Linked DNA regions of Homo sapiens: region 2 is linked to region 1. The links are chromatin loops, found by intact Hi-C in ENCODE. Cell type or tissue: PC-3. All regions are shown on one strand. Each heading gives the region's core, and the rest is flanking DNA. Links, peaks and the distances in the headings are about the cores only. Region 1 overlaps MIR99AHG (mir-99a-let-7c cluster host gene). Region 2 overlaps MIR99AHG (mir-99a-let-7c cluster host gene).

Region 1 (11,347 bases), core at 3,532-7,531:
AAATAACATGGAATTTGGTGAACAGAAGCTAATCTTTCAGAAAGACATAGGAGGTTTTCAACCAACAAGCGGGTCTTTCTATACTTTAAACAAAGTGATACAGTATTATTTGTATGACTATAATGGCCACTGCCCTCCAACTCAGCACGATGATGTTTGAAATACCACAAATGAAATAAATGATTTCCAGAGGACAGGCTTAGCACAAATGTTTTCAATAGCCCATTCTGATTAGAAGAATGCATGAAATCGTTCTAAACAAAATGTCTCAAATTATAATATCATCTCTCTTTCTGGTGTTGTACATTGAGATAGGCCAAAATTTCATCACAGCCCTCTCTGAAAGAAACTACATTCTGAGGAATGGGACCAGTGAGTCTGGCTTCTCTTCCTCAGGTTGAACATTTCAGTCACTTAAGTTTTTTTTTCATTATAAATCTGTTCTGAGGGCAAAAAAAAAGAGAAAGGGCTTTAGAATCTACGATTCACCATATTAACTATACTCATTAAAGTGATAGAGGACTAATGTGGGAGAAAATGTATTTAAAATCTAAAAATATGATTACTTAAAAAATTGGGGGTAATAGTTTTGATGGAAAGATAACTATTTCCAATACATTTGGTGGCATGTGAATTATTATACAGAGTGATAATTAAAAGACTCAGTCTACTACTTATGCCTAATAGATTGTGACTAACCATCTCTAAAGTTCTAATTTTGGAATTCTCTCTGATATTTACAATGTGATACAGGCAAGCCACTTAATTTCTTTTCTAGTTTTATACTATCCTTAACAATGAAAATAATACTCTTTTCCACAATGCATTAGAAAAAGATGGTATCTAGTGGATAAAATTGAACCAGTGAGGTAGGAATTTGAGTTTAAAGTTAGCTTTCATCTTTAATTTCTCTTTTCTTTTCTTCTAAGGACTACATAATTGGCAGTTCATACAACTCTAAATACCTGTGTCCCACAGCTCCTTCCTAAGAAAGTTGCCACAGACAATTATTTTCATTAGACAAGTCTTGTGTCTACGACTCTGGCTTGAAGATCAGACTTAGTTCTCAAGGTAAAGATAACTGTGTGTTCAGGTGATCATATCATTGAGCTTTTGAATTGGGATCACTTTGAGAGTAAAATGGGGAGCTAGAGCTATCACTAGTTTCACCTGGAAAACAGGCATAAACTTTGACCTTTTATGTTGGCTATTTGATATGGTTTGTCTGCGTCCCCATCCAAATCTCACCTTGAATTGTGGCTTCCATAATTCCCGAGTGTTGTGGGAGGGACCCGATGGGAGGTAATTGTATCATGGGGGCGAGTCTTTCCTGTGCCATTCTCATGATAGCGAATAAGTCTCACGGGATCTGATGGTTTTATAGAGAGGAGTTCCCTTGCACATGCTCCCTTGCCTGCCACCATGTAGGACGTCCCTTTGCGCTTCCTTCATCTTCTGCCACGATTGTGAGGCCTCCCCAGCCATGTGGAACTATGAGTCTATTAAACCTCTTTCCTTGATAAATTACCCAGTCTCAGGGATGTCTTTTTAGCAGCATGAGACAGACTAATACACTAGTTAAAGAATAAGCTGTCCTCAGTCGGGTCTAACCAACTCAGGGGACTTACTTAGCAAGAGACTGCACTTAAGGGATGATCTGTGTACAACTACAACAAACTGACTCAACCAGTTCTTCTTTCCTGGGGAGTATAAATAAGTGGTATCCAAAAAGAGGAGCAGAGGCAACTTCTGGGAGGCTCATTGTTGGCATGAGGGTACCAGAGCTGTTGGGTTCCAGGAGGACCTGCTGAATCCCAAAGGAAGGTGTTGCTCTGTACCTCCAAGAAATTACTATACCTTTAACCTTAGGGATATGAAGCAGCTTCCTGAGATACCTCATTTCGCTAGTTATCCTTATCACAAATTCCCATCATCTAATATAATTTGAAAGCATCCCCTCTCTGCAAAGTTAAGAGTATACACAATGCAGACTATCATTGGAATTGCATTGCTGTGGAAGGGAGTGGGCGTTATGGGATAGCAAAATGAATGACCAGGTCACTGTAAATTTTGGGTTAAAAATTAGCCTTCCAGTGAAGCTGTAAAATCAAGACTGTATGAATAATAAATTTAGATGCTCATGAAAATGTGTTCACTTGAACATTATGCAATTTTTAAAAATTTCTATAATCAGAGCAAGTAATATTTTTTACCAGACATCATAAAGACTGGACTAACCAATAGTTCGTAATGTCTTGAAAACAGAATACCAAGTGAAAATTCAGAGGTTGAAAAAGAATTTTAAAGTTTAAAATATAAGACAATAAAATTCTTCTAAAATTTGTGTAAGAAGTCCAAATATGTGCTTTTAAATATTAGACTGAAGATTGTCAAGATCAAAGATTTGATCTACTGCCATCTAGTGGAAGTTTAATTTATATTAATTAATGGCTGACCAAAAGAAGCAAAACCAAAACAAAACAACAACAAAAAAAAAACAGTCTAATTTTCAAACTCTAAGCAATGTCAACAATTATCTACTCTAGTGGCTTTATTCTCATGGAGTTACGAGGCTGTAATGAGGGCATCTTAGGCACCACCTAAAGTGCATGAGGAGTAAAAGAATACAGCTCTGAGGTTCCCAACCCTAATCCAAACAGGGTCATTGCACTTTCTAAAAATATTTTGAGATTCCGAGTCGATTTTATTTAAGAAAGAATTCTACTTTAAGAAAAGTTGTTGAAAGTCCTGATCTGGTCTCCTGTCCATCCTGATAAACCAATAAACACCAGTTTTCCAATGTCACACAAATGACTAGTGGCATAGCTAGCAATAGATATGAGATCATCTGATTCCTACTCTCATTGAAATAATTTTGGAGTAACAAATAGACTTCAAGTGCAGCGATCTTTGTTCAATAGCACAAAGAGCTTATTTCCTTTAAAAATAGATTGTTTCCTTGATCGTTATTTAAAATAACTTGACCCTACTACCACCCCTGCACCATTAGAACCCTGAGTGGGAACAGAATCTCAAAATAAATAAATGGAAATGAGATCATGGCTGTAAATGGTAATTATATTATGTCAAAAACACCTTTAGAGTTACTTTAGAGCTCCCTAAAAATAACAATTAAAAAGTAGCTTGTAGAGGATATTTCCTCTCTTCTCCTTTACATTTATGTGGTGTTCAAGGTGGACAAAGTACTTTTGGAAAAAAAAAAACTATAGCTTTTTAACACCGTTTTATATTTTATGAAATATAAAACTATCAATTCTGCTGGAGTGCAAAGAAGTTACACTACTTGTCCCGAGTGAGTTAGAGTCTTTTCTCAGCTCTCCTGACTTCGTGTCCAGCAACAGAATGGATAAGTAAGAGATACAAGAGGAAATAGGTTTATGGGGGGTGGCTATTATTGTTTTCCTCATCTGTTTACTTAGGATGAGTGAAAGTTGGTCATTTTTGAGTTCTGGGAGGGAAGAACTGGTTGAGAGGAAGGTGATGATACAGGAGAAGGATCATCGATGGAAAAATTCCATGAGGATTTAAGAGAGGGTATAACCCAGAGTATATGTGGAGGGAAGAGATACTACTTCCCAGGAGCAAGAAAGGGCATCCACATCTATGACAGCATTGTCACTTTGACATGTCTCTCTTCAGTGTACCACAAAACATTTTTATGAAATGACATTGACATATTCATATTCACTTCTATATATATCCTATATAGCCTCATATAATTTGTGAAGTTGTAATTCAAAAATACCTAGGTTTTTAAATGCCTGTCTTATCAATTCTTTCTTCCTTTATTTTTCATCTAAATGTGCATCCCTTATATCATACCACATAATATTTTCTCTCTTCATGTTTAAAAACAAGATATAAATATTTATATAGTGAAACTTCAATATTATTCAAAAGACATATGTATTTTTAGAATTTGTGCAACTATGGTAATTTATACAGAGTAAAATAACTAAATATTTCAATTTTCTTTCATATAACTCTAAAATTTTTCAAATTTAGAGCAGAGAAAATATTTTTATAATCAAAACTTTAAAAATTCAAATTTTAAAAAATCTTTTTTTTCTGAGTCTATCACAAACTACTCTGTAAATCTGAGCAAGTTGAATACCATTTCTTTACACATTTTCTGGGCACATTTAAAAAATAAAGGAATTAAACAATTGTCTCAAGTCTATGTCAAACTCCAAACAGTTCTGGTTTTATGATATAATTGTTCTCATTTTAAATATGTACTCTTAACAGATAAATTGCTTAAATATGTATTCTTAATATATAAATTGCTTATTTTTTTATGCACATAAGTCATTTAAAATTTTAAAATATTCGTGGGCTTTATAAAAAGCCAAATAACAAGAGAAGGTGCTTCCACAGGAGAGAAATCACTTGAAAAGCTCGAGGATACATTTAAAAACATGAATTTTATATATATAGGCAAAAATGACAATAACCTGTTCTCAGGGAGAAAAGAAAAGTTTCCAAAAACAAATAAGGTAGTACATTTTCCATGTACCTTTGTGTGTTAGCTAGAACATAAGAAGATCTCAAGTTATTAGGATTTCTGAGCTGCTTCTTGACTAAATAAAACATAAAAATCATGGGCAGCTGGCACCATCAACTCCAGGAGGGCCTAAGATGTCAGGTAAGCTACTGAGTGAGAGAAAGAAAAACGTACCCAGTAGGAATTCATGGTATAAAGTTAGCCTACATCATGGAGCAGTCTGAATAAAAACAGGCTGGATTTTAAATGAAACCTTCCTTTTGTCAAAGCAATTTGTATAAGAGAGCAAAATGTCATTGGTATAACTTAATAAATATATATTATTACCCTATAAAGGACCTCAGAACACAAGCTTTATGAGCACAGCGGACTTTGTCTATTTGCTTTACTGCTGTGTCCCTCAGTGCTTATAGCAATGATTGGCACATAGTGCTCAACCAATATTTGTTAAATGAATTGACATGCTGGACTTCTTCCTGCTGTTAGTCTAGACTAGAGTACTAATGAAATCTGATGCTCAAATGAGTGAGTTTAGATCAACAATTACTCATTGCATGTCTAACACATATCAACAAAATTATCTATTACTGTAGTGACCACATTTGCAAAACCTAAACTCATGTTACACAATCTGCAAAGTACAAATACTTTCATGATGACAACAGATTTGCATATCCAAAAATATAATCTTTACCAAAACATTCAGAAATTAACTTTATATTATAGAATGGCCACATAATTTCTAATGAAAAATGGGTCACTACTGAAAATGAAAGAGGGCACCATCAATAATTACCCTGGTACAATAGGCATAAACTAGACATATCCCCGGAGAAATGGGGTATATGGTCTCTCCAACAGCCCCCATACTGAAGCCTATCCCTAGAGAAGAGATATGTTAAAAACCCACTTTCTCAGTCCTAGAAAAATCAATTAACTAACAAAGGGAAAAAATAACTAAAATGAGTTTAATAAAAATTTTTAAAGACTCCTAAACCATCATCCTAGGAAGGTAATAGAAAAGCTTAACTCCACTGCAAAATGAATATCTTGTAAGAGCTGAAAAGCTAAACAGATCTTATTGCACTATAATGACATGCAAGACGATCTCTGTTGATGTTTAATAGGATGTTGGGTAATTGCTGTTAAATAAAAGGAGAAACGGGGATTATTAAAAGGCAATATTACTATAAGATATCCCAAACAGAATGTGTAATTTCTTTGCTTTATGATTTATATACATAGTTCAAACAACAGGTACACCTACAAAATATCATGGCAAAGTTCAGTTGATCGTCATCTTCATTATTAGTACCATGAAAGCATGGATAAAACTTGAAGGGAGTAATAACAAATTGTAATAGATTAGATGAAATTGTAAAAGCATCATAAAATTGGCACATAGGTGTCCAAATATGATGCTATTTATAGTATATTATTTTTCACCTTAATGAGACACCTGAAAATTAGTTGCATCGTTACTATTAATCTAAAAATACTCATGCCTTTGAACATCCCTCTGCCTCAATCACTGGAAACACTTACTGATGCTCTTCTCTACCCAAATACGTCAGTTTCTCTCAGAGGCAGGGAAAGACAGAGATAGAGATGGAGGTGGAGAGAGGGAGCGAGCTCATGAACCTCTTTTTAAAATGAAACCATTTTTAGTTTCAGTCATTCCCAGGATAAGATGAGAAAGAATTCTGATTTAATTAACTTGCATTCACAATCCCCTGAAATCATTTGAACTAATGGGGGTTTTAATGAGAAATATTTTTAAAGAATCTTGTCATTCTCTATTCTATAGAATACATCATACTAGAGTTTGCCTCCTCAGAAGCTTGCATTTTATTTGAAGTCCTGTTGCTCTCATTGACATTGAAACACACACTTGAACAGACTTTGCAAAACTTACAGAAGAGAAAACCTAACAGTACTCCACAGGTCCTCTTATTTAGCCCACACAATTATCTTTCCAGTTAGGCATTACTATCCCCATTTCATAATAAGAAAAGTGAGGCTTGGAGCACTTACAAAGGGTTTTAGGTCAGGTCTTCGGATTAGAATCTATTATTTTCTTCCTGAGTACAATGGAGATTGTTAAAGGACAGTCTACGTGATCAAGTATCTGATTCTTGAACATTAGACACTTGGACTATGGATTAATTGTCTTTACAGAATGCCACTAACTAGGAACCTAACCTCTGGTCATTCTAGGGTATCATGGTCTAAAATATTAGCTCTACCATCGAGCTTTGCAAAAATCAGAATAAATGGTTTCATGTATTTTTACATGTGACTTCGGACATTTGTATTTTCTGATATATACACTGAGCAATGGAGGAAAAAGTAGAATCAATGGATTGAATATTATTAGTTGCCTGAAATTGTAAACTTATATAGATATTATTAAAATAACATAGAGTCTTTTTAAACAACTTTTTAAATGAAACCAATATTTGATGGGATAAAACTGATGATTATAACAATGGTTGACAACTTGTTCAAATAAAAACAAAACTTGGTTAAAGAGGTGAAGTAAAATTAAACTTTAAAAGTATTTATGAAGCATAAATACATCTCTGGTATAGCACTTAACTACACTGCATTAATATTTATTTAAATATATACAAACACATACTCTCTACATTCCATACTTCGAAGAGTAAAGAACATGAATTTGCACATCTTTATAATGCCATCCTTTGCAAAAATGCACTAGAATCCTCACAGTCTTTTAAGGTATGTACTATTGCACAGATGAGAAAACTGGGGCCCGGGGAAGTTATGTAACTTGTCCAAGGTTATGTATCTACTAAGTCATGAAGTTCAGAATCAGAACCAGGCATCTGTACAGAGATTTTATGCTCCTAACCACTTCTCACAGTACCTCATGGAGTTAAGTGATCACTAAGTAGTCATTGACACTATTATCTCTAGTTTTCACTGTGTAAAAATTAACATTCTGAAAATAAATGTTTTAAGTACTTTACTAGTGCTTAAGTCCTATACTTTAAGTGCTTTCTCAGTAAGTTCAGAAGCAATGAAAGGAACTGCTATGTTGACCTTGATTCTTTCCCACAAAGGTAATTATTAGTAATGCGAACATCAAGGAATCTTGCGAGAAAAAATAATATCAAATTCTAACTGTACCGAGAATAGCGTAAGGCATGGGCAAAATCAGAATATGATCCTTAAACCTGCTATTGAGGTCTTTGCACCACATCCATGGGCCTAGTGGCCCCCAAACACAGAGATGATAGTCCTCCTTCACCCTGCATTCCTCAAACCTTCCAAGGAGCAGTGTATTGAGTTCTAGGTATCAGGATCATAGAAGAGGCAAAGGCACAGTGGAGAGCACAGTGGAGTGGAGTTTCATTCAAATGAGAATCATAGGGGTCAAAACTTCTGCTTTTCTAGATTTTTTTAAAAGAGGGTACCATAAATTATGTAACCAAACTAAACACCTCAATTATACATGAACATATATTGATATAGTGTTTTCATTATGAAAATCAATAACAATGTTGAAGTTGGAGTTCATGAGAGGATCATTTTATTGCCTGCACAGTTTCTGACATATGGTAAGTGTACAACATTGTTCTAGAAAGAAATAGAAAATTGAGAAAGAAACTGGACAACATTTCATCAGGAAGCTAAGAAACTACACAATTCTGTTTTCTCCTTTCCCTTCCCCAAATTAAGCTGATTCCCTGAAAGTCAACAACTTGTCAGCTATGCCCTCTAGTCTTGACCACTGTAGATAAAAACTAAAAAATCTAGCATTAGGCATAAAATATATTACTACATATTCAGTAATTGTAAGATTCTTTTAACATCCTGTGGATTGCAGTGGGTTGTAGACACAAGATGTGTAAACAGGAGTGAGAACCTGAACTACCTTACATGTCTGGATAGTCAGGGTCTAAATAAGCCAAAGTGACATTCTGCAACTGCCAAATTAATGAGAATTAATTTTGTCATAAAATAGGTGTTATATTTAATAAGTAAAATATCTAGGAAAAAGAGGAAATGGAAACATTTAGTCTAATACTTATTTTTAGTAATTCAGACTTACAAAGACATTTTACTACTAACATGACCTTACATTTGTCTGGTATGTCACTGTTTAGAAATTGTTTTGGTATGTATTACCTAAATGATCTGATTGGGTGCAGAAATACCAAAATATGAAGAAAATATTAATGTAGATATTATTGCGAACTCAATAGCTTTCAAACTGACCTATAAAATGCTAAGGTAAAAATATATGTGAACATTTAAAAAACTGAACCAGATACACCATTAATGAATGTAATATATATAAAAAATCTGTTTCTACAGCAAACAGCAAAATCACATGTACTGATTATTCAGTTTGGAATGATTAGGAATGCATTCTCTCAAGTCAGAATCCTTCGTTCAAATCCCTCTTTTGCTGCTTGTTAGTCATGTGACTTTGAGGAGTGGCTTAGCCTTTTTGAAACTCAATTTTCTCAGTTTTGTAAAATAAGGATAGTAATTATACCAAAGGATTGATTTGAGAATTAAATGAAAGAATGTGTGCATAGCACATAGTGTAGCATATGGCATATAGTGGAAATATTAGGCCCCAGCAAATATTAGCCATTAACTCAAAGCCTTTTGTTCCTCCTCTTGGTTCAGCAACCAGTTACAGAGCAACCTCACTGATCAATAACAAGATGTGTTATCTTCAGTTCGTGGAAATACTCGGTAAACACCGAAATATATTGATACTGCTTTTAAATCATGTCGTAAGGGTTAAGCAGGAAAAAAAGCCAGAATATGCAAATGTTTTAGGTCAGTTTTATCTATTTCTTTGCCATCTTACAAATAAGCAATTCTCAATCACAAACTTACTAGTTTTGCTGTGTAAGCCTATGCCCTAATATTTACTCCACTTTCCTAATTCAATAATTAATTTTGGAATAAGGACCGTACAATTATGGTATCAATAAGTACCAGTATGGGGGGGTGTTACATTATTTCTATCTTGTTTATCATTACTTTAATAAATTTAGAAAAACAAAATAGTATTCAAATGCACACGGCTGTCAGTTACCACGTCTTAAATTAGGAAGTAAAGTAACATTTTCTTTAAGATGCTTTACATTTTCTCAGTCACTCTCTGAACTCTTAACTGTAATTTTCTAAACAGAAGATGCTGGACAGTCCTACTATTTTTATTGTCTTTGAGAAACATTCGTTTCTAAGTGGGCACAATTCATCTCTCAGTATTTACAAGGTCCAGAATTATATTTTTAAATAATTGGCTAGATGCAAATATCTCATCTTTGGGATAACTGGAGACTTAAGCAGAATAAAAAAGATTAAGAATAACAGTATAATTCATTGGTTAAAAAAAGTTCAAACTGACCCACCCAAATCTATTTAACCAATCTTGTCATTAAGATATAATATCTGTGTTAACTGAATTCAGAGCTAGCAAAGTGAACCCAGATATCATTTCCATTTTTACTTCATCATAACCATAATTATTTTTAAAGAATACTAATATAAATGATTATTTATTAGGACCCAATTGCATTATTGTAGGATAGTGGAAAAATACAGCTCAATAAGGTCCAGTCTCCCATTTTTCCCTATGATATGTGAATTCTACATACAGTATTGGATTACATAAGTAAATGTAATTTATGTTAGTACTATAAAATTGTATAATCCTATCTTGCTGGTTTTTAACATGAAGATTATTTGGTAGGGTAAAAAAATATTGACCCAGTCTTTCCGAATTCTTGACACCAGTCTTAGCTGTCCCGGGAACTTGAAAGTACGTATTTTGGGCGAGATACTTTTCCTCTCTAATACTTTTACAAAATAAAGACTTAAGCTGATTTCAAGCTCTGAAATTTCTATTTTTCCAGATATAAAAGTAAAGATATATATATTTTCTAATTATTTCATTCTCTTCTCATAAAAGGTAGTGAAAAACAGTTTAAAATATATTTTTAAATCTAAAGACGATTTTCAAACATTAACAAAAATATCATTTTTGCCAAAACATTAATTTCCTCTTAGCAGTAGTATAATAACCAAAAGTATAAACTTAAATAGATAACTAACATAAAATCAATCATGCTTTGGCATTATGTTATCAGATTATATCAAAAACATCTAGAAATCACTCAAGATTATTGTACTAGTTTACAGATTAAAAATACATACATTAATTATAACGCTGACATGGGATTCTATATTTCCTGATTTATTATGCTTTGTAAAGCATTTCAACATTCCATGTTAACTGCTTACCTTTTCCAAGTAATTTTTCATATCATGAACAGTAGAGCTGGATACTGTAATTTGCTTATCATGGTTGCTTGAATCTACATAAATTTCACCTATTTTTAAGTTTTTAAACACCAACTAAGTTGGCTCAATTTTATATTTAATAAACAAAATGATTTGCATTTCCTTATGACTGGCTATTTAAGAAAAATAATACAAGGACCATTTAATCTGAGATTTATTATGAAGGGCCAGTGAAATAAAAGGCTTAACATTGATGAGGTAAAGCTGACATCAACTGGTACATAGTGGTAATAGTTGACAACAATAATTGTAATCCCCAGAATTTGTATGACCCTCCCTCTGCAATTTATAATGTACTTATAATTCATTAATTAAAACATGGATTTGAACCTTAGGAGCATCATTCATTATTCTTAGAGCTGGGGGTGGAAGAATTCAATGTGGTCTCTGTCCCCAAGGGGCTTTCAGTCTAGTGGCAAAGACGTACACACATGTGGCCCTACAGCAATACTGACTGGCACACAGGCA
Region 2 (11,347 bases), core at 2,967-6,966, 80 kb before region 1:
AACATCTGTTTTTTTGTTTGTATATAAGCAGTGGGAAGAATACTACTAGCTTTTAAATTTATAGCACACCAAATAGCTAATACAGATTCTGGCCATGCGGGAAAACTTTGATGAAATTACCCTATCTAAGGGAACAAATTGGGTGAAATTACTGGCAGGCCAGTATATTTGAAAGCATGCTTTAAGAAGTCTGAAGGAAGAAAATCCTGGTATCAAATGTAATTCATTAAAAGTAACAATGCAGGTTGTCCTGTAATTGGGTATGTTTGAGGCTCCAGACAAAAATCAGTAACATTATGTCCTCTAAATTAAAGAATAACTATCATGGGATTCAATACATCACCTTGCCAATATAATTGCTTTTGTAATGAAAATATACATCTACTCCCAGCACTTTGGGAGGCTGAGGTGGGTGGATCACGAGGTCAAGAGATCAAGATCATCCTAGCCAACATGGTGAAACCCCGTATCTACTAAAAATACAAAAAATTAGCCGGGCATGGTGGTGGGCGTCTGTAGTCCCAGCTACTCGGGAGGCCGAGGCAGGGGAATCGCTTGAACCCGGGAGGCAGAGGTTGTGGTGAGCCGAGATCACGCCACTGCACTCCAACCTGGGCGACAGAGCAAGACTCCCTCCCAGAAAAAAAAAAAAAAAGAAAAGAAAAGAAAAGAAGAGAAAATATACATGTACTCTGGGAGAGTGTATGAGAAAGCAGTAGCTTAAGGAAGAATGCTACAATAGCCCCCCCTTATCTGTGGAGGAAATGTTCCAGATCCTCAGCGAATACCTAAACCGCTAATAGTATCAAACCCTATATATGCGATGACTACTAATAAAATAGTATCAATCCCTATATACACTATAACTAATCATAAAATAGAAGAATTAAAACAATATACTGTAATATAAGGTATGCAAATGTAGTCTCTATTTCAAAATACCTTATTTTACTGTAATAATTTATTTTCAAACTCTGGTCGGCGGTGAGTAGCTGAAACCTCAGTGAGTGAAGCCATACGATAGTGGTAGACTACCACATAAATCTTTAGACTTTTACCAGGATATTCCTAGTAAAATATCCAATTCACAAAGAATGGAAAAATCAATGGCCTATAGGATTTACAAGAAAAGTCTGAGGGGAAAAAAACACTTTCTATTATATAAAAAACCCATAAATATTAAAGTAATCCAATGAATATTATCTAGTATCTTATTCAATAGCAGGAAATAAAATTGAGAATCAGAAATCCAACTCTGTTCTCCCCTCAAGCCCCACCCCAAAATTTTTATATAATGATCTCCTTCTTCTCACTAGCCACTGGATCATGTCTTTTCAAATTAAAATTCTATGAATTTTCTACTACATAACTTCTCTCAGAAGTATACACATGAAAAATTATATTTAAAGACAAAGTAGCCCCAACTTCTGATGACAACCATCTTTTCCCTATGCTAGAAAGCCCCCATTTCTTCTTTAACAGGACAGAGGAGAGTTTTTGCCCACTGAGCTACTTTCCACAGCTGGATAAAAACTTCTCCAAACTACTAGATTTTACTTTTTAGTTCACCCATGAATAATAATGAGCTATTCAATCATAAGGAAGAAATAATGCCAGCTCTACCCACATTCTGAGATTGTCTTTTGAATCACAACTCATTTGCCCTCTTTTGCATGTGGCTAGTTTGTTTCATTAAAAGTGTGCATGGAAGTTTTATAGTTTGCTATAGTGTGAGCGGAGAATCATCACTCACAGAATTCAATGCTCGACTCAGATTACATTATAACCACTTCAGAGAGGGGCATTCTGTGTTTACATGGACAAGGGTCAGGTACAAACCAGTAACAAAACATGTTTCTTCCTGCAGTCAATTCCCTACCTACCACAGAAACATCACACTGAGAATCTGAAGAAAGCTATGAACTTCTCTCCCCAACACTCCAAAATGTAGACTGAAACTCTACACACAATATGATTTCTCTTACTGAGAATTTATTCTTTTCACATCAAATCTAAAAACAAAGAATTGTTATTTTAGTTTTTGGTTTTCAATGCCAAATTTAACAAAACGGATACTTCCAGGAAAGCATGCTGAAATAAATTCTAATTGGAAAAAAATGAACAAAAACTAGATAATTATTTCTTTCCCAGGAGCAGTGTTTCTCAAGCTTGGCGGCACATTGGAGTTACCTGGGGAGCTTTAAAACATACTGTGGCCTAGGTCCTACCATCAAATATTTATATTTAATTGGTCTGTGGTGCCCTTGGCATTGGAATTTTTTAACTCTCCCCAGGTGACTCTAATGTGCAGTCAAGGTTGAAAAGCATCGTACTAGAATGCAAATTAGTGCAAGATTATGTTAATCTTTCAAGAATTAGAAAAGTTTTGTTGGAAATAAACAAGACTAAAGGTTATCTGATACCATTCTACAGTTACTGACATGCTAATTAAAATAAGAAAAAAGCAGTAAAATATCGGTTCAAGTAAGAATATAATATTCAATCTTTATAAATCCCTTTAATGTTATAATATGAAATAAGATATTTAGTAAGACTATGTATCCATGGGTGAACAACCTAAATTTCAGAAACATGCCTACATTTAAATTGTACTAATTCTCCTTTGCTACCTATGGAAGATCATGGAAGAAAAATCCCAGGTTTATTTTTGACAATTATATTGTCCCACATATTAACTTTTTCCAAAGAATTACCAGGAATTGTGTGGCATCAACTAAACAATATTTTTCAGAATTATAGGATGAGAAATGGCATTTGAGATGCCCAGATTATTATCTACTTTATTATAATTCAGAAAAAAATTAAGATGATTAATAATCCTAGATTCTGAAAGGAGTTTAGTCAGAATTAGGGGCCATCAGAGTAGCATTAATTTTACAGAAAAAAAATGAATTGGCTGGGCACCTGTAATCCAAGCATTCTGGGAGGCCAAGGTGGGTGGATCATCTGAGGTCAGAAGTTCGAGACTAGCCTGGCCAACATGTGAAACCCCATCTCTACTAAAAATACAAAAATTAGCTGGGCACGGTGGTGCATACCTGTAATCCCAGCTACTCCAGAGGCTGAGGCAGGAGAATCACTTGAACCCGAGAGGCAGAGAGATCGCGCCATTGCACTCAAGCCTGGGAGACAGAGTGAGACTCTGTCTCAATAAATAAATAAATAAAAATGGTGGAAAGGGAACATCTCAGTATATATTTGTATATAGTCTTGGTTTTGAAAAATTTTAAAGTATCATTGTTATAAATAAATATTAAAATTAACAAATAAAACAGTGCAAATGCTCATGCTGGTATTTTAGGGTTTTATTCTAAGTACTCATGGGAAAACATTAAAAAGAGTCTGGTCAAAAAAAATGAAAGCAATAAGTATAGAAGATGGTTTTTATAGGTATCTTATACAACAAGAGAATACAGATTGAACATTCCTAATCTAAAAATTCCAAATCTGAAATGCTCCAAAATTTGAAATTTTGAGCACTGACACAATGCCACAGGTAGAAAATTCCGTTCTCACTCACGGGTGGGAATTGAACAATGAGAACACATGGACACAGGAAGGGGAACATCACACACCGGGGCCTGTCGTGGGGTGGAGGGAGGGGGGAGGGACAGCATTAGGAGATATACCTAATGCTAAATGACGAGTTAATGGGTGCAACACACTGACATGGCACATGTATACATATGTAACAAACCTGCATATTGTGCACATGTACCCTAAAACTTGAAGTAAAATAATAATAAAATTAAAAAAAAGAAAGATCTGAAAAAAAAAAGAAAATTCCGCATGTAAGTACTTGACACAAACTTTGTTTAATGAACAAAATTATTTAAAATATTGGATAAAATTAACCTTAGGCTATGTATATAAGGTGCATATGAAACATAAATGAAATTTGTGCTTATACTTGGGTTCCATCTGGAAGATAGCTCATTGTGCATAGGCAAATATTCCAAAATCGAAAATCCAAAACACTGCTGGTCCCTAGTATCTTGGATAACGAATGCTCAACCTATACTGTGAAGGCTTAGAAAAAGATATACTAAGAAAGGAGAAGAAGGAGAAGAAGGAGGAGGAGGAGGAGGAAAGAAGGAAGAATAAGGAAAAGAAGAAGAAGAGGAAGAGGAAGAGGAGGAGGAGGAGAGGAGGAGGAAGAAGAAGAAAGAAGAAAAGAAGAAGAAGAAGAAGAAGAAGAAGAAGAAGAAGAAGAAGAAGAGGAGGAAGAAGAAGAAGTTTATGACCTAAAAAATATTTGTCTCCTTTTTTTGTTTGTTTGTTTGACAGAGTCTCCCTCTGTCTCCCAGGCTGTAGTGCAGTCCCGTGATCTTGGCTCACTGATACCTCCACCTCTCGGGTTCAAGGGATTCTCCTGCATCAGCCTCCCAAGTAGCTGGGACTACAGGCATGCACCACCATGTCTGGCTAATTTCTGTATTTTTAATAGAGACGCAGTTATACCATACTGGCCGGGCTGGTCTTGAACTCTCAACGTCAGATGACCCGCCCACCTAAGGCTCCCACAGTGCTGGGATTACAGGCATGACCCACCGGGCCCAGCCTGTCATAAATTTTTAAATAAAAAAAAGCAGTTTCAAAAGAAATATGTGATATGATCTCATTTGTGTAAAAAAGTAAAGGTACATACAAAGTGATAAATAACAGTAAGCTTTGTTCATTGAAATTTCATCACCACTTTTCCCTGGGACATGGCAATAGATTTAAGTTTCATATTCTTTTAGCTTAATGTCCTTGGCTCCGCCCACCACATCCCTGGCTGGTGCTCTGTCTGCTGGACTTTACTGAGCGTCCCTCTTTCTTCAGGGACCATGACTTTCCCTCATTTTTTCTTCCCACTCCCTTGGATTCTGGAAAAAGCCTCAGGCTGCAAGAGTACTAGAGAGAAAACTTCAGGAAACACAGATATGAGCTACATCTAGGGTTTGGAGAAAAACCAAGATTATTCCCCCTCTGTGTCTTCTTTTTTTGCAAAAAATGGGGGTCATCCTGGACAGTTTGCCACAAAATGACGAGACATGATGAACCACAAGATGAGACATGGGCTAGCTTGAAGTTGGTAGTTAAGTCCTCAGGATGGAATGCTGGTAAGGTATGAGATAGTAGGAACAAGCAGGATTGACTGTTAGGATTCAGCTTCCTTGTTCCTGTGTTACCCTTCTCATCTTGGGCTTCCCAACCACCATAATTGCTCTGGAACAAGATGAGACTTGACTATGAATTAGGAATTTGAAAGAGAATTTCATAGTAGCAGAGAAATTAGTAGCCAAGTTAGCTGGGCAATAAGGTGGATATATATAAGGTTTTGGTTTTGAGTTCTCTTGGCCAAAAATAGGTTTTACTCAGGCAAGCGCTTGACTCTTAGTCTCCTTCCAAAGCTAACTCTACTCTGAATCAGGAGGTAGGAAAGTCAAATAAACAAAGCAGTAACCACGTTAACTTTTCTGACCAAAGGCAATTTAGGGAGAGTTAGAGGCTAAACAATATTATGGTGGAGAATGTCGCAGAAGTTCCAAAAGCAGTCTATCAAAGGCTTTTGAATAAATATTAGGCTTTCAATAAAATTTTGTGACTGCATCTCCTGATGACTAATCATTCCAAATGTGAAAATGTTTCATCGTCTTTGTTCACAGTGCAGGGCAAAGTCAAATCTGAGTTTCATACAAACATCTCAGCAACTACTTAATGAGATTTGACTATAAAATAATGAAACTGAATTTCTCTTTTGTTACAGATTGGCTCTGAGACAAACTCTTTAAAAGGAATTGAAATATCAGCAGCCCCACTCAATTGAGGGTATGTTTCCTAAGGTAAACATACGACAGTGCTCATTTGGTGTGGAATGACTGAAAAGGACTCAGCCTCATTATGTGGTTTGCAAACTGGAGCACATCAGAATCACCTGAAGAGCTTCTTAAACTACAGTTGACTGGGTCCCATCCTCCACATCTTCTGTTTCAGTAAATCTGGAGTGGGTCACAAGAATTAGCTTTCCATAAGTTTCTAGATGATACAGATCTACTGCCCTGGGAGCACATTCTGGGAATCATTGCTTTAGAATAATATTACCTTATGGTCTACATAGACATGTTTTTAGAGGATTTCAGATGTTTATGGGAATTATTAGATTGTATTGTTTTTATTTTGATCATCTGCTAAAAGACATATTAACATTAGCAGTTTTTCATCCACATAGCCAGGTTACATCCAAGTTTTTCTATGGAGTTTAAGTTGCAAGAATTTATATTTGTATGTGTAATCATATGAGCACAAAATTATTACTAGTGTTAATTTCTAGAACAGTATTTCTCAAACTGGGTCATTAAATGTATTTGAGGGAACTATTAGTCTCTTTCAGAAACACTAGCAAGGGTATAAATTAATGTAATTGACAAAGAAAACACATGAACATTCTTTTTCATACGTACACAGCTCATTGTTTTAGCCAGTACAGTCAGTAAAGTGGCATTTAAGAGTGTGCTTTCCAACTATTTCATGTCGAGGTACATAGAGAAATTTAAATTTATTTAGGACCCTTTTGGGGGAAGTGAATGGAGTTGCTGAGGCCAGGGGAGCTAGCCTGAGGGCTCTCACTGCCCTGTCCTGACTAGCCCACTGGGAACAGAGGAAATTTCTGAATGTCTTGGAGTATTATTACCCTATTTTGAGTGGGTCCTAGCGGGTTTGAAGCTCTTTATTAGGGTAACTTTTGTTCCAGAATTACATAATAAGGATGCCATATCTAGACTTAGGTATTTAAGATTGGATGGCCATTGCAGAAGCAATACATCACAACACCTAAAGGAGGACAATTTTTCAGGATCTCTTCAGATTTTACCACCCGCCCCACATTCTGTCCTTGAAAAGTGGGAGTACCTTCCTGTCTTCATGCCCCTAGCCCTGCATCTATCCAGGTGGTGTAATAAACCTTAGTCACTGGCCAGGTGCCGTGGCTCATGCCTGTAATCGCAGCACTTTGGGAGGGCAAGACAGGTGGATTATGAGGTCATGAGTTCGAGACCAGCCAGACCAACATGGTGAAACCCCTTCTCTACTAAAAACACAAAAATTACCAGGGTATGGTGGTGCATGCCTGTAATCCCAGCTACTCAGGAGGCTGAGGCAGGAGAATCGCTGGAACCCAGGAGGCGGAGGTTGCAGTAAGCTAAGATAGCACCATTGCACTCTAGCCTGGGTGACAGAATGATACACAGTCTCAAAAAAAAAAAAAAAAAGTCATTGACAAGAGCGTCCCCTATTCCTTGGAAATGTTAAAAGAGAAAATAAAAGACGCCAAATATTAAACTAGTTGCTACTGTCCAATGGTGATTTTTCTCCAAATTGTTCTGTGTATAGTGTGTCTAGAAATAACTATTAATCTCTTCTCTAACCAACATGGTTTGAGAATTGAAGTGTGTAGGATAATGTGCATTTTCACATGTAAACATCCCAAAGTATGCATACATATTGCAGTGAAATGTTAAGATTGCAAGTAAATTTTTATAGCAATACAATTTAGCTAATTCAAAGGAATAACATAATTTACCTTTGATGATTTGGGAGAAATGCCAAGATTTTACATAGCCTCAAGCTAATACTTCCTGAGTAAAAATCATAGACCAGAAACCAGTCTCCAAAGCTTTATGTGTCTTAACATCTTTCTCTGCTCAGCAATCATGTCAGCTAGATACTCTTATTATCATCATTTTATAAATGAGAAAAAAAATACTTGTGATACAGTAAGGTTATGTAACTTGCTCACAGTCACACAGCTTGTAGATGGCAGGGCTGTAATTCAGGCCTAAAAACCAAGTCAGCCTTCTGCCATTTTTAATGGTCATCCAAACACTCCAGGGACAGCAAACAAGAATGTGCTGACTGAAGGCATTTTTATTATCTATATTTACAAAAAATATTTAAGATGCCAGGGGTGACTACTTAAATTATGGACCACTATGGAGCATGGAGCATGATGAAGACACTAACATCAATCAGTTGGTACATCTATATTTATTGATGGAAAGATGGCTATGAACTGGCAGTAAATAATTAACTTGTAATAAACACAGTAAGTGTTTTTTAACAGGAATTTTCTTTCTTTTTTCTTTATTTCATTTTATTTATGTATTTATTTATTTTTTTGAGACAGGGTCTTGCTCTGTCATCCATGCTGGAGTGCAGTGGTGCAGTGGTGTGATCTCGGCTCACTGCAACCTCCACCTCCCGGGTTCAAGCGATCCTCTTGCCCGCAAGTAGCTGGGACTACAGGCACATGCCACCACGCCTGGCTCATTTTTGTATTTTTTTGTAGAGATGAGGTTTCTCTATGTTGGCCAGGCTGTTGTTGAACTCCTGAGCTCAAGCAATCTGCTCTGCCTCAGCACCCCAAAGAGAGGCATTACAGGTGTGAGCCACCACACCCAGCCTGAATGGGATCATGTTAATAAAGGCATCTGATAGCTGTACTGATAGTGGATAGATACAGTCAGGTAGTAAGATAACACTGGATTCTTATTTTCTAAATACGGTTTATATCTATAGTTCTATTTTTCTGAATTTTTGGTAATAGGTATGTGAATTATTTTTTATTTAGGAATAAGCATAACTTTTTTAAAAAGGTGCTCCAGTCATCAGTATGTAATATTAATTGCTAACATTTATTGAGCACTTACTATGCACCAGGCAATGATCTCACAGTTGTTTATAGGAAATCTCATTTAATCTACCTTTATGAAAACAAAAATGTTGGCCCGGTGCAGTGGCTCACTCCTGTAATCCCAACACTTTGGGAGGCCGAGGCAGGCAGATCACTTGAGGTCAGAAGTTCGAGACCAGCCTGGCCAACATGATAAAACCCCATCTCTACTAAAAAGACAAAAATTAGCTAGTTGTGGTGGCTCACCCCTGCAGTCGCAGCTACTCAGGGAGGCTGAGGCAGGAGAATTGCTTGAACCTGAGGGGTGGAGGTTGCAGTGAGTCGAGATTATGCCACTGCACTCCAGCCTGGGCAACACAGCCAGACTCTGTCAAAAAATAAACAAAAATGTTGAAGTAGGTATTATTAGCTTTTCCATTTTACAGATGAAGAAGCTGAGGCCTACAGAGATTCCACAATCTCTCAGTGTTCAAATGCTAGCAGGCTGAATCCTGAGTAAATGTTCCCAGTCACCACAGTGCAAGGATCTGCAGTTCTTGGGATATGGTTCACAAAAGCCTGCTATTGCAACATTTCTCCTCAGGATGCTCAGTATTATACTCCAGGTATCAGGCAGGATCTTGGAATTTTAAAATAAAATCATTCATTCAACCTGTTGGCCCCCAAATACATTAACTCTAATGAAACCAATCTATATTTACAAAGTATTTGAAATATTGGTGATTAATAAGGATTGAACAAAAAGAAAAAAAAAATAGTATGAATGAAAGAACTCAGGTCTGGAAGCCAAAAACAGAAAGCTGTTTCCAAGCACTTAGGAAACTAATTTGGCTGGGTTGTTTGCATCCAAACAAGGAATGTGTTCATTTACAAGTGACTGGTCTCTAGTCTGTTTAACACCTAAAGATTTAGAAAATATACCTAATCCCGTTTTCTGACTTCCTTCCTTTGTCTGTTATATATTTTCATGCAATAAAAATAAATGTAACTTCATTTCTGTAAGGCGTTTATCATTCAGATCTGTCACTGACAGGCTGATAGCAAAATCTCTCTCTCCCTGCTCTCTCACTGTGAATTTTCTCTCTTCCTTTGCCCATTATGGCTCAGTGGGAGGTTGGGCTGTAACTGCAGGATAGCTATGCAGTACCTAAAACACACTCCAGCATTTCAGGTTCTGATAATAAGCTAATAAAAGAATTAAACTTTTCTTCCTACTCTTCTGCAATAACAAATCCATTTTAAAAGAAATATTCAACTCCACAACCATTTTATTTATTTATTTATTTATTTATTATTTATTTATTTATTTTTCTCTGCTAAGATTTGGCTGGCTTCACTGAAGTTTCTCCCCTCCTTTTCTTTTCTCACCCTGGTCACTCTGGGTAAGTGGGCAACATAGAGCAGGAACACAAGATTGACCCATACTATTCACAGAAGCTATATGACGGACAACTGGGCCCACATTCAAAGCATCCTAGCTTTCCCTCCATCTTTCCCTGCATCTGATTTCAATACAAATATGTAAAAAATAATACTCATCTTTAATGCTACTGCAGGTAAAAGCACTCAAAAGTACAAATTTTGTATGAAGTTGTTCAGTGATTTTCTTAAACGTGGAGAAACTGTAGATTCTGGGAAGGTGCGCAGTAAAGCTGGCTTTGGTGGGATACAATTGTTTCAAACACTTGCCTCTGACTTCATTCTTTAATGAACATCTCTGGAATCAGTAATTACTGTGGGAACACATCTTTAGAGCTATTCTCAAAGAGCAAAATTGGCAGAGGTTGGTTTTATAAAGTTCACAAAATGAATGGTGCCTTATTGCCATAAACAAAGGGATTTTTAACAGCCAGCTTTAAAATACCGAGCGAATTACTGATAAGTGAATCAGTGAATAAAGGTAAGTCTTTAATTGACAAGAAAATGAAGGATTAGTCTAATAGTGCATTATAGCAATACGCCATGAATTCAAACTTAGGCCTTCTTCTGTATTTGAACTCAGTAATTTAAAAGCTCTTTTAAAAAAATAAATAAATAAAGACTATTTCTTCTAAAGCATTTCTGCTTAAAATTTCCTAAAATGTGTGGTCCTACTATTCAATCCCAGCATGAATCCTCTAAGTGACTATCATATCCTCATAACTGTGTGTGTACACTATTTGAGGTGACATTGTAGTATAGAAAATGTTATCTATAATATCCAAATACTTCTTATATTCAGGCATTTTAGGTATTTTACAAAGTACTTTCTACTTCCTTGTTTTCCATGTTGAATTTAATAAGTAGGGATATAAACACTGTCATAATGTTTTTGTTTTTTTTTATTTCTTCTCTTACTCTCTAAAGCTTTGATTACTTTTAAAAAATTACTCATATCAATATTAAGTATATTTCTTTAAAAGGGTAACCCAATATATGTTTTTCAAAAGCATTTTTTCAAACATAAGATTTTCACTATTATTAACATTGAGGGATTTAAGCTTTTTAAGAAAGTTCCCAAAGTAAGATAAATCATTTATTGAACAACTACAATTAAGGTACCAGCTATACATAGACACTCACAGAATGTTTAAAAATGAGGCATTTATTTAATTTATATGCAGATGTATTTTAGTTTCTTTTACTAAGCCAATATCCTTAAAATAGAAAATA

What was found. A loop is a pair of places that touch in the nucleus more often than their neighbours do. Peaks named below come from ENCODE experiments on the same cell type or tissue, not always from the same donor. Only the 100,000 strongest peaks of a DNase experiment are listed, where the experiment ranks them.
Region 2: it touches region 1 in a loop (8-fold over the local background); 1 of 110 quality-filtered maps calls a loop at or near these places.

The regions. Positions count from the first base shown.
Region 1 is chr21:16,073,700-16,085,046 of GRCh38, reverse strand. All of the region lies in intron 2 of MIR99AHG (mir-99a-let-7c cluster host gene), which reads right to left. Among named protein-coding and RNA genes, the nearest start is that of MIR99AHG, 8.9 kb to the right of the region's middle. In PC-3, for the core only: no CTCF peak of the experiment used is centred there; a DNase peak (open chromatin) is centred at 5,036; H3K27ac peaks cover 479 bases; H3K27me3 peaks cover 476 bases.
Region 2 is chr21:16,153,604-16,164,950 of GRCh38, reverse strand. All of the region lies in intron 2 of MIR99AHG (mir-99a-let-7c cluster host gene), which reads right to left. Among named protein-coding and RNA genes, the nearest start is that of MIR99AHG, 89 kb to the right of the region's middle. In PC-3, for the core only: no CTCF peak of the experiment used is centred there; no DNase peak of the experiment used is centred there; H3K4me3 peaks cover 1,102 bases; H3K27ac peaks cover 1,847 bases.